Regions from separate parts of the Homo sapiens genome. Here region 2 is linked to region 1. A link is a loop called in an ENCODE intact Hi-C map of the cell type or tissue named here. Cell type or tissue: breast epithelium. All regions are shown on one strand.

The links. Peaks named below come from ENCODE experiments on the same cell type or tissue, not always from the same donor. Only the 100,000 strongest peaks of a DNase experiment are listed, where the experiment ranks them.
Region 2: a loop joins it to region 1, with 10 times the contacts of the local background. A loop is called at or near these places in 1 of 110 quality-filtered maps.

The regions. Positions count from the first base shown.
Region 1 is chr2:86,370,908-86,375,907 of GRCh38, forward strand. No RefSeq gene overlaps it. Among named protein-coding and RNA genes, the nearest start is that of REEP1, 36 kb to the left of the region's middle. In breast epithelium, a CTCF peak has its summit at 2,212; a DNase peak (open chromatin) is centred at 2,150.
Region 2 is chr2:85,981,904-85,986,903 of GRCh38, forward strand. LOC105374843 (a long non-coding RNA gene) reads right to left here. Exons shown (of 3, transcript XR_940318.3): 3 at 1-1,586. Among named protein-coding and RNA genes, the nearest start is that of ST3GAL5-AS1, 95 kb to the left of the region's middle. In breast epithelium, no CTCF peak of the experiment used is centred here; no DNase peak of the experiment used is centred here; H3K27ac peaks cover 614 bases.

The sequences.
Region 1 (5,000 bases):
GGACACTCAAAAAGGGTATCGTTTGATTCCATATTACCGTAGAAAACAGTTTAATCTTGTCTAAGTTTGGACTTTAAGCAGGTAGAGGCTTGCCTGATGGGTACCTGGCCATGTGTGCATCAAAAACTTTATAAAAATTGATGCCTTTTCATCTAGGACTTCCATTTCTAAGGACAAGCAGAGGTAAACAGTGGTTCATTGCTGTGATATTTATTAGAAAGACAGAAAACGTGCTTAGAAGTCTGATATCTGGGGAATGGTTCAATAAGTTCTGATGTGTTTACAAGGTGAAATATAGGTCATTAAAATGATATTTTAAAATAATTTTTAATGGAATGAGAATATACTCATGATATAATGTAAAAAGGAAAAAAAGGACATGAATAGTATCTGTGGTACATTCCCAATTATGTTAAAATGTAAAAGAGTGTGTGTGTATGTTTAATAAAACAGAAGGCATGATAATGGTGTTTATCTCTGGATGGTGATTTTTATTTTTCTTCTCCATGCTTCTCTATATTTTTCATATTTCCTAGACTGAGCATGTGTTACCTTTATAATTTAAAAAATGTGAGCATGTTTTAAGGAATATGTACATCTCCAGCATTCAGTAGCAGGAGAGAAGCCTGGCTTCACGATTCCTTCTGGAAGCTTACGTTTAAGATCTGATTTTTCTTCAGGAGTACAGACTTTTAACGGCCTGTTTACAGCTCCACTGGGGTGTGGGTGGAGACAGAGCTCTTTCTGCCCATATCATTTCCTCTTCCTATATCTCTTGAATCTTTCCTTCCTTTGTGCAGAAGAAGAGAGAGAACAAAAATATACAGCAGTGTGATAACATGGCCTTCATAAAACTCTGCTCCTGACAGCAGCCACTGTGTATTTACTGACTGCAGAACTTCCCTCCCTCCTGCTCAACCCTCCCTCCTCCTCTGCTAGATATTTACCAATTCATTTGTATCCGATGTTCCTTCTGAAACAATCACTGGGATAAGATGAGATTCTCTTTTTCTGAGGTTTTCGCTTGCCAGAACAGCATTCCAGAATTCTGGTTTTGTTTTTCTTTTTTAAAAGAACTCAGTTATGGTAAAGATATGCATGCTGCATAATGATAAAATAATCTAACTTTCAAGTCAAAAAATAAAATATATTAATCTATATTATTTTAATAGCTTCTTATACAATAAAAAAGCATTGAATTTTCATAGGACACTTTTAATAAGTCACAGTGTGACCAACTCCTTCCTCTTTTCAAGAGTCTGATGGAAGTCCAGCAATTTAATAACAGATATCACTAAGGAAACATGAAAGAATAAGATGAATGGGATAGCTACCGGGAGGGTTGTTTAAACTATCAACCAATATGGCCCCCCTATACTCACACACACACATGGTCACACACACATGCACACTAGAAAGGACATGAAACTCCTCTCTGGCCTGTGGGGGCAGAAGACAGCTGGAGAGGAAGCAAGACCTCAAATTAATTGAAATTTCAATACCCACACGAGGCTACGGCTCCTGTTTGGACAGCATAAACAGAGGCAGAGTAAGTTTGGAGAGCTGAGAGCAGAGGAGCTCTGTTCGCTCTTTCTCTCCAGAACTCTGGTACCTCATAGGAGTGTCTCATGCCCTTTTGCAGTGGAAACTGTAGCGTGACAATGACTGAATGGGATGCCAGGGACACAGGGGTTCTGGGACAGTCTTACCTGTATTCCCACGGCTCTTAAGTGGCATGAGGGAGCTGTCACATTTTTCTGAGCCTCCCTTCCCCAAGAAAGATACAGTAGTTAGATTTTAAAAAAGGAGAGAAATGCTAATCTCCAGGATCCCTTTGCCTTGAGGGAATACTGGGTAGAAAGTGGTGTGAACTCTATGACTGCTATCATATGAGACCAGACCAAGACTGGAGGCCTGGCTATCATGGGTTCTGGGGCACTCCTCCCATATCCCTTCTCCAGGGCAGATGCACTCATCTCTCAGCTGCTGAGAATACTGGTTGCTGACCAGTATCCACTGGGAATTGCCCTGGCTGTGGGGAATTGGCCCCCGGGTGGGAGCAGTCCACACATAGTCAGTGACTGGCTGAGGTAGGGATACAAAAGCCAGCCTGTCCTGCTTCAATTTGGAGCAATCATAAGGCATTGTTCCAGCTCAAGAGCTCCCCCTGGGATCTAGGATCTGTCACCACATTACAGGACGGTTTCTATCTCTCCCCATTCCTGCCTTCCTTGTTCCCTTATTCCCATCTGCAAGACGCATAACTGCCAACACTTTCCAATAACCCCTCTGTAAGCCTTTTTCCATCTCAGAATGTGAATTCATTGTAATATAGTTGGTGCCGGGAGTGGTCCTAGGAAGCCAACTGCAAAAAGGGATTTTGGAAATGGGTCATTTGCTGGCTAGCTGGCAATGAGAACCCTAGACCTGGTGGCTGAGCATATGCATGGGACAAGAGCCCCAGAGTGTGCTGGACAGGTAACATTGTTCTGATCAGCACTAACACAGCTCCTTGGAGGACATTGCAGGGTCTCTGGCTTGCATTTTGAGAAGCCAGTGGAGGATTTTGAGTACAGAAGTGATTTAACCTCACTAATTTACAGGGAATATAGGGAGAAGAGAAACATGTTAAAAGACACCAAGGGGAAACAATCAGAAAAATCCAGGCTGGCAGAAATCCTACAGGATAAACAATGTTGTTTGATTATGTAAAAATATCTTGAAAGATGGAAGACACTATAAGCCAGGTTAGATGACATAAGTGTGTCTACGCATACAGCAGCTCAGGAATGTTACCCAAGAAACTGGTAATGGATGTGCTGGGACCAGATGTAGGCAGCTGTAATACAGAGTGAGGAGGAAAATTACCTTTTGAAGTATTTTCTTTTTTGCATGTTGTTTACTTCACCACCCTATCCAAATAATTCTATTTTGGTATCAAGTAATTGTATTATTTCTTTGGAAACAATACCAATAAATAAATATATCTTTTAAAAAAGGTAGCAATAGACTGGGAAAATCGACATTAATATTCCCAATATACAAATATTTTCTACAAGTCAATAAGAAGAAGATGAACAGCGAAACAGGAAAAAAGCTATTCATCAATCCATCTTTTTCGAATGGTTTTGATGAATCCCAAGCACGTGCCCAGCACTATTCTACATGCTGAGGATAGGGTGCTGAAGTAAACAAACAAAGACTCTGCAATCCAGAGGCTAACATTCAGTAATGGTGGGGTGTGCACGGAAGAAGAGCACATCTACAGGCAATTGACAGGAACAGAAATTCTAATGGTTATAAAGAAATAAAAAATTCTCGACCTCAAAAACAAATATATACAAAGTGAAACAGGAAGACATGATTTTAACCCATGGAGTGTCAAAGATTAAGTAGACCTAGAGCATCCATCCACAGTGAGAGTGGGGGAATTGGAACTCCTTTGTAATGTTGAATGGTATGTAAACCAGTGCAAGAGTGAAAGAGCATAATTTGCCTGTGTGTGTTAAAATAGAAATTATACATACACTTATAGCCAGCAATAACACACTTAGGAAACTTTGGAAATAATACCAAAAGTGCAGAAAGGCATATTGAGAAGCAGTGTTTATTACAGCATTTTTTTGAAACAGTGAAAATGTAAAAACAATCTCGATGCTCATCAGTAGATGATAGTTAAATAAATTATGATATATCCATAAGTACAAAATAGTACTATTTTGATGTTAAAAGAATGAGGTAAAGAATGAGGTAATTCTATAGATATTCACCTGGAAAAAGAAGGTTGCCAAGCAGAATATAGGAATTGTTCCCTGTTGGGTTTTTAAAAAGCTCTATCTGTATGATAAAACTTAATTTGTTAAAAAACAAAACTCTGTATGTGTGTTTTAAACTTTTCTTTTTGGAATAATTATAGACTCACAGAAAGTTTTTAAACTGTCTTTTAATTTTTTTACTTTTAATTGACACAAAAATTGTACATATTTATGGGATACATGTGATATTTCAATACATGCATACAATGTATAATGATCAAATCAGGGTAATTGGCATATCCATCACTCAAACATTTATCATTTCTTTGTGTTAAGAACATCTGAAATCATTTCTAGCTATTTTGAAATATACAATAAATTATTGTTACCCATAGGTACCCTACTGTGCTATAGAACACTGGAACAAATTCCTCCTGTGTGACTGTAATTTGCACCATCAATCATTCTCTCCTTATCTCCCCCTCCCTTTATCCTTCCCAGCCTCTAGTAACATCTAGTGTTTCACTCTATACTTCTATGAGATCAACTTTTTCAGCTCCCACATATGAATGAGAACATGCAATGTTTGTCGTTCTGTGTCTGGCTTATTTCATTTAACATGATGTCCCCCAGCACCAGGCTCATCCACTTTGCCTCAAATGACAGGATTTCATTTCTCTCTCTCTCTCTCTCTCTCTCTCTCTCTCTCTCTCTTTCTCTCTCTCTCTCTTTCTCCAGGGTCTTGCTCTGTTGCCCAGGCTGCGGTGTAGCAGTGCGGAGTGTAACAGTGCGAACATGACACACTGCAGCCTTGACCCCCCGGGGTCAAGAGATCCTGCCTCAGCCTCCCATGTAGTTGAGACCACAGGTGTGTGCCACCATACCTCGCTAATTTTTTATTTTTATTTTTTGTAGAGATGGGGTCTCACTTTTTTGCCCAGGCAGGTCTCAAACTCCTGGGCTCAAGTGATCCTCCCACCTCAAACCTCCCAAGGGCTGGGAGCACAGGTGTGAGCCACCACAGTCAGCCATCAGAATTTCATTAATTTTTATGGCTGAATAATATTCCATTATGTATATATACCATGTTATCTTTATTCATTCATCTGTTAATGGACACATAGTTGATTCTGTATCTTTGCTACTGTGAATAGTGATGCAATAAATATGGGAGTGTAGATATCTCTTTGACATACTGATATGATTAGGCTTTGTGTCCTCACCCAAATTTCATCTTGAATTGTA
Region 2 (5,000 bases), 390 kb before region 1:
AGGACTGAAGGACTCCTAAAGCTAGATCTCCAGCCCAGACCTTTACCCCAAACTCCAGACTTCTATACCCAACTTAAAACTCGACCTTTCTACTTGGATGTCTAATGGGCAATTCAAACTTTCGTTGTTTTTTTTTTAAGACAAGGTCTTGCTCTAATGCCCAGGCTGGAGTGCAGCGGTGTGATCACAGCTCACTGCAGCCAAAACCTCCTGAACTCAGCCCCCCACCCAAGTCGCTGGGACTACAGGCACATGCCGCCATGCCCGGCTAATTTTTTAATTTTTCTGTAGGGATGGAGTCTCGCTATGTTAGCCGGGCTGGTCTCCAACTCCTGGGCTCAAACAGTCCTCCCACCTGGGCCTCCCAAAGTGCTGGGATTACAAGTGTGAGCCACCCAGCCTGGCTGCACCCAAACGACATCTCCTATCCACCTAATGTGTTCCTCTTGTTTTTTGTTTTGTTTTGTTTTGAGACGGAGTCTTGCTCTGCCACCCAGGCTGGAGTGCAGTGGCACGATCTTGGCTTGCTGCAACCTCCGCCTGCCGGGTTCAAGCGATTCTCCTGCCTCAGCCTCCTGAGTAGCTGGGACTACAGATGCCCACCACCATGCCTGGCTATTTTTTGTATTTTTAGTAGAGACGGGGTTTCACCACGTTGGCCAGGCTGGTCTCCAACTCTTGACCTCAAGTGATCCACCTGCCTCGGCCTCCCAAAGTGCCGGGATTACAGACGTGAGCCACTACACCCGGCCCTCTTGGTCTTCTAACTCTCAAATAAGGGCAACTCCAGATGCTCAGACAAAAACCCTGGGGGTCATTTTTGATTGCTCTCTTCCTCTCATGCCCTTCATGGATCGGTTAGTAAATCACGTTGGCATACCTTCAGAACACATCCAGAGCTCAGTGTTTCTTACCACTGCTTCTAATATGGCCCAAACCACCCACAGTCCTCTCCCACGTCGCTGCAGCAGCCTCCTAACTGGTTTCCCTGCCTCTGCCCTCACCTGCACCATCCACTCTCCACCAAGCAGCTGGAGTAAACCTTTTAAAAACTCAAGTCAAATCATTCTACTCCTCTATTCAAAACCCTCCTGTGGCTTTTCATCTCATGCAAAGTAAAACCCCAAATCCTTAGCGATGGCCATGACGCGTGACGTTGTCTGGTCCCCAGCACCCCTCTGACCGGGTCCGCTCTTTCCCCACGCTCACTCCACTTGAGCTCTGCTGGTCCCGGCTCTTCCTTGGACGCACTGAGCATATTCATTCCTGCTTTGGGGTCCATGCACTTTGCTGCTCCCTTTTCCTAGGAGAGTTGTGCCCACATAGTCACAGGGCTTGTGTCCTCACTTTACATATCACCTTGTCAAAGTGGCCTTCTCAGATCACCCTGTACAAAAGCCCAGACCTACCCCTACCCCTGTCTTCCTGTCCGCTCTGAGTCCAGCTTCACTCCTTCTTTACAGCACACATCACCATTTGACATACTCAACAACGACGTTTCCACAGTTCTCGCCTTCTCCATGGCCCCTGCATGTCATGTCAACTCTGTAGACTCGTCTGTTTTGTTCACTGCTGCATCCTAGAGCCTAGAACAGAGACGGGGCACATAGTAAGAGCTCAATAAATGTCACCGAGTGAATGAATGGATGACAGAGGGCAATTGTCAGCAATGGAAAACTAATTGCCTCCATTTATTGGGCAGATTCTTCTGCGTAGAGTTTTTTATTTGCATTTTTTTTTTTGAGATGGAGTTTCACTCTTGTTGCCCAGGTTGGAGTACAATGGTGCAATCTCAGCTCACCACAACCTCCACCTCCCAGGTTCAAGTGATTCTCCTGCCTCAGCCTCCCGAGTAGCTGAGATTACAGGCAAGCGCCACCACACCCAGCTAATTTTGTATTTTTAGTAAAGATGGGGTTTCTCCACCTTGGTCAGGCTGGTTTTATCTGCATTTTACGAGAATACCTTGTGAAGGAGATACAACCGTTCCCATTCACAGTTAACACTGAGGCAGTTAACACATGCCATCAGCCTCTGCCCCCTCTCCTGGGGCAGCCCGTTCCCCCCACCCCGAGGGCAGGCCTCACTGGGAGAGCTCTCCCAGGTTCTCTCCCATTTCATTAAATCTTATATCATCTCTAAGAAGGAGGGGCCTGAATCCCCACTTTACAGTTGAGGTCAACCAAGACTTCTCTAATGGCAAACCAGAACTTCAAATATGGCCATCTCGGGCTAGCAGTGGGATGGAAGACCAGAGAGGTGTGAAGTGACACCCGAGGGAGAATAGTATCTAGTGGAGCCAGCACAGCCAAACACAAGGAAAAAAATTAAAAAATTAGCCGGGCATGGCAGCATGTGCCTATAGTCCCAGCTACTTGGGTAGGGGGCTGAGTCCGGGAGATTGTGGCTGCAGTGAGCTGTGAGTGTGCCAAACACAAGGAACTGTGTTCCAGGAGCCTCTGGCTGTCATCTCTCTTAGTCCTGGGGGGCATCCAGCTTGATCTTTTAGTCATCATTCCAGGGGGCGTTGAAGGGTGTGCCTTTAATCTGGAATGCTGGAAAGATTCCCTGTCCTTACAAACGCAAAAGTCGGCCGGGCGCCGTGGCTCACGCCTGTAACCCCAGCGCTTTGGGAGGCCGAGGCGGGTGGATCACGAGGTCAGGAGATCGAGACCATCCTGGCTAACACGGTGAAACCCAGTCTCTACTAAAGTACAAAAAATAAGCCGGGCGTGGTGGTGCGTGCCTGTAGTCCCAGCTACTCGGGAGGCTGAGGTAGGAGAATCGCTTGAACCTGGGAGGTGGAGGTTGCAGTGAGCCAAGATCGATCCACTGCACTCCAGCCTGGGCTACAGAGCAAGACTCCATTTCAAAAACAAACAAAGGCAAAAGCCATGTCTACATAGAGCTGGGTTTTTGGGAACTGCCACGTGGGAGAGTGGAGGGGAGATTGGGCAAGGCTTCCGCAGTGAGCCTTGGTTTCTGGTGGGTGCCTGCAGCTTCTCCCAGGAGCCTCTCTTGCCTAGGATGCAGCATCCCCAAGCAGAGGAAACAGAGCTGCTTACAAGCTGGGCTGAGTGCTAATAAATTCAAATTGTATGGAAATGCAGAAACACTTAAATATTAAAAAAAAAAGCACTTACCAGAAATGCTTTAGATGCAGAGAGAACACATGCAAATGTGTTGAGCTTGTATATCTCACCTTCCAGATAGGAAGCAATTCTATTCTCCCAAGGCCTAGCTATCTCAACCCTACAAGAAGAAGACCCCACCAGAAAGGCCTACAGAAGCCCAGACTTAAGGATGATCACAGTCTCTAAGTTTAAAAACCAGGACATGCCATCAATGAATGAATTAAAAAAAGGTGATTTTTTTTTTTTTTTTGAGATGGAGTCTCGTCTGTTGCCCGGGCTGGAGTGCAGTGGTGCGATCTCAGCTTACTGCAAGCTCCACCTCCTGGGTTCACGCCATTCTCCTGTCTCAGCCTCCCGAGTGGCTGGGACTACAGGTGCCCACCACCATGTCCGGCTAATTTTTTTGTATTTTTAGTAGAAACGGGGTTTCACCATGTTAGTGAGGATGGTCTTGATCTCCTGACTTCGTGATCTGCCTGCCTCAGCCTCCCAAAGTGCTGGGATTACAGGCATGAGCCACCGCGCCTGGCGAGTGATATGTGTTTATAATACAATACTATGCAGCCTTTAAAAAGAAGGAAATCCTGTCATTTGTGACAACAGGGGTGAACCTGGAGGACATGACGTTAAGTGAAATAAGCCAGTAACAGAGAAACAGATACTGCATGTTCTCACTTCTTTGTGGAATCTAAAAAAATAATTTAATAGAAATTAGGAGTAGAATAGTGGCATGGGGTAGGATGGTATTGGGGAGACATTAGTCAAAGGACACAAAAGTTCAGTTAGGAGGAACAAGTTCAAGAGATCTGTTGTATAGTGTGGTGACCGTAGTTAATAGTAATGTATAGTATGTCCGAAAATTGCCAAGACAGTAGATGCTAAATGTTCTTATCATAACAATAAGTAGGTGAGGTGGTAAATATATTAATTAGCTTCATTTAACCATTCCACAATATACACTTATATCAAAACTTCATGTTGGAAAGCATAAATATCATTTGTCATTTGTCAATTAAAAAAAGAATCAGACACATAGTCTCACAAATGCTGTTTCTCTGGTTTGCAATTGTATTCATGTTGAAAATCCAGCAAATGCTGCTGGCTGTATACGCTTCTTGCCCTAATGCTGGACTGAAAAGCAGGAAATTCTGTGAGAGTTAGACCACCATGGATAGACTGGGATGTATGGTCACCGAAGGTGTGATGCTGAATAAGAAGAAGTTTGGTCAATCTGGGGGCTGAATTTCAAGGCCCAGCGCGGTGCGGTGGGGAGAACAGAGGCTTCACGTCAGATAGCCCTCCGTTGGCATCTGATACTGTCCCCTCCTACTGAGGACCCAGGAGAATCGTTGGCAAGAGGATTGGTGATAATGACATAAGGGGCCTCAGCCCAAGGCCTAGCTCATCAGGCACTTAATGAATGGTATTAATGTCACCTCTAACTGCCGTTCTCCATTCCTGTGGCCTGCTGGGACTTGTCACCAAAGCTGTCTGGGTAGGGGTGCTCTGTGCATGAGGAGAAGCCTCCTCTTTCCTGTTCACCTGACCCTGTTCTGCTATCCTGGGCATCAGTTAACTTCACACTAAGTGCTGGAATCAAGGGGCATATTCCTCTGCAGGCATTCCAGTTAGACTCTGTCCCTGGCAAATAGGTTTCAACTCACTTTTCACCTCCAAACAATTGTTTAATACTGGTTTGGACCGGGCGTGGTGGCTCACGCCTTTAATCCCAGCACTTTGGGAGGCCGAGGTGGATGGATCACCTGAGTTCAGGAGTTCGCGACCGGCCTGACTAACATGGTGAAACCGGTCTCTGTCTCTACTAAATACAAAAAAAATTAGCCAGGCGTGGTGGTGCATGCCTGT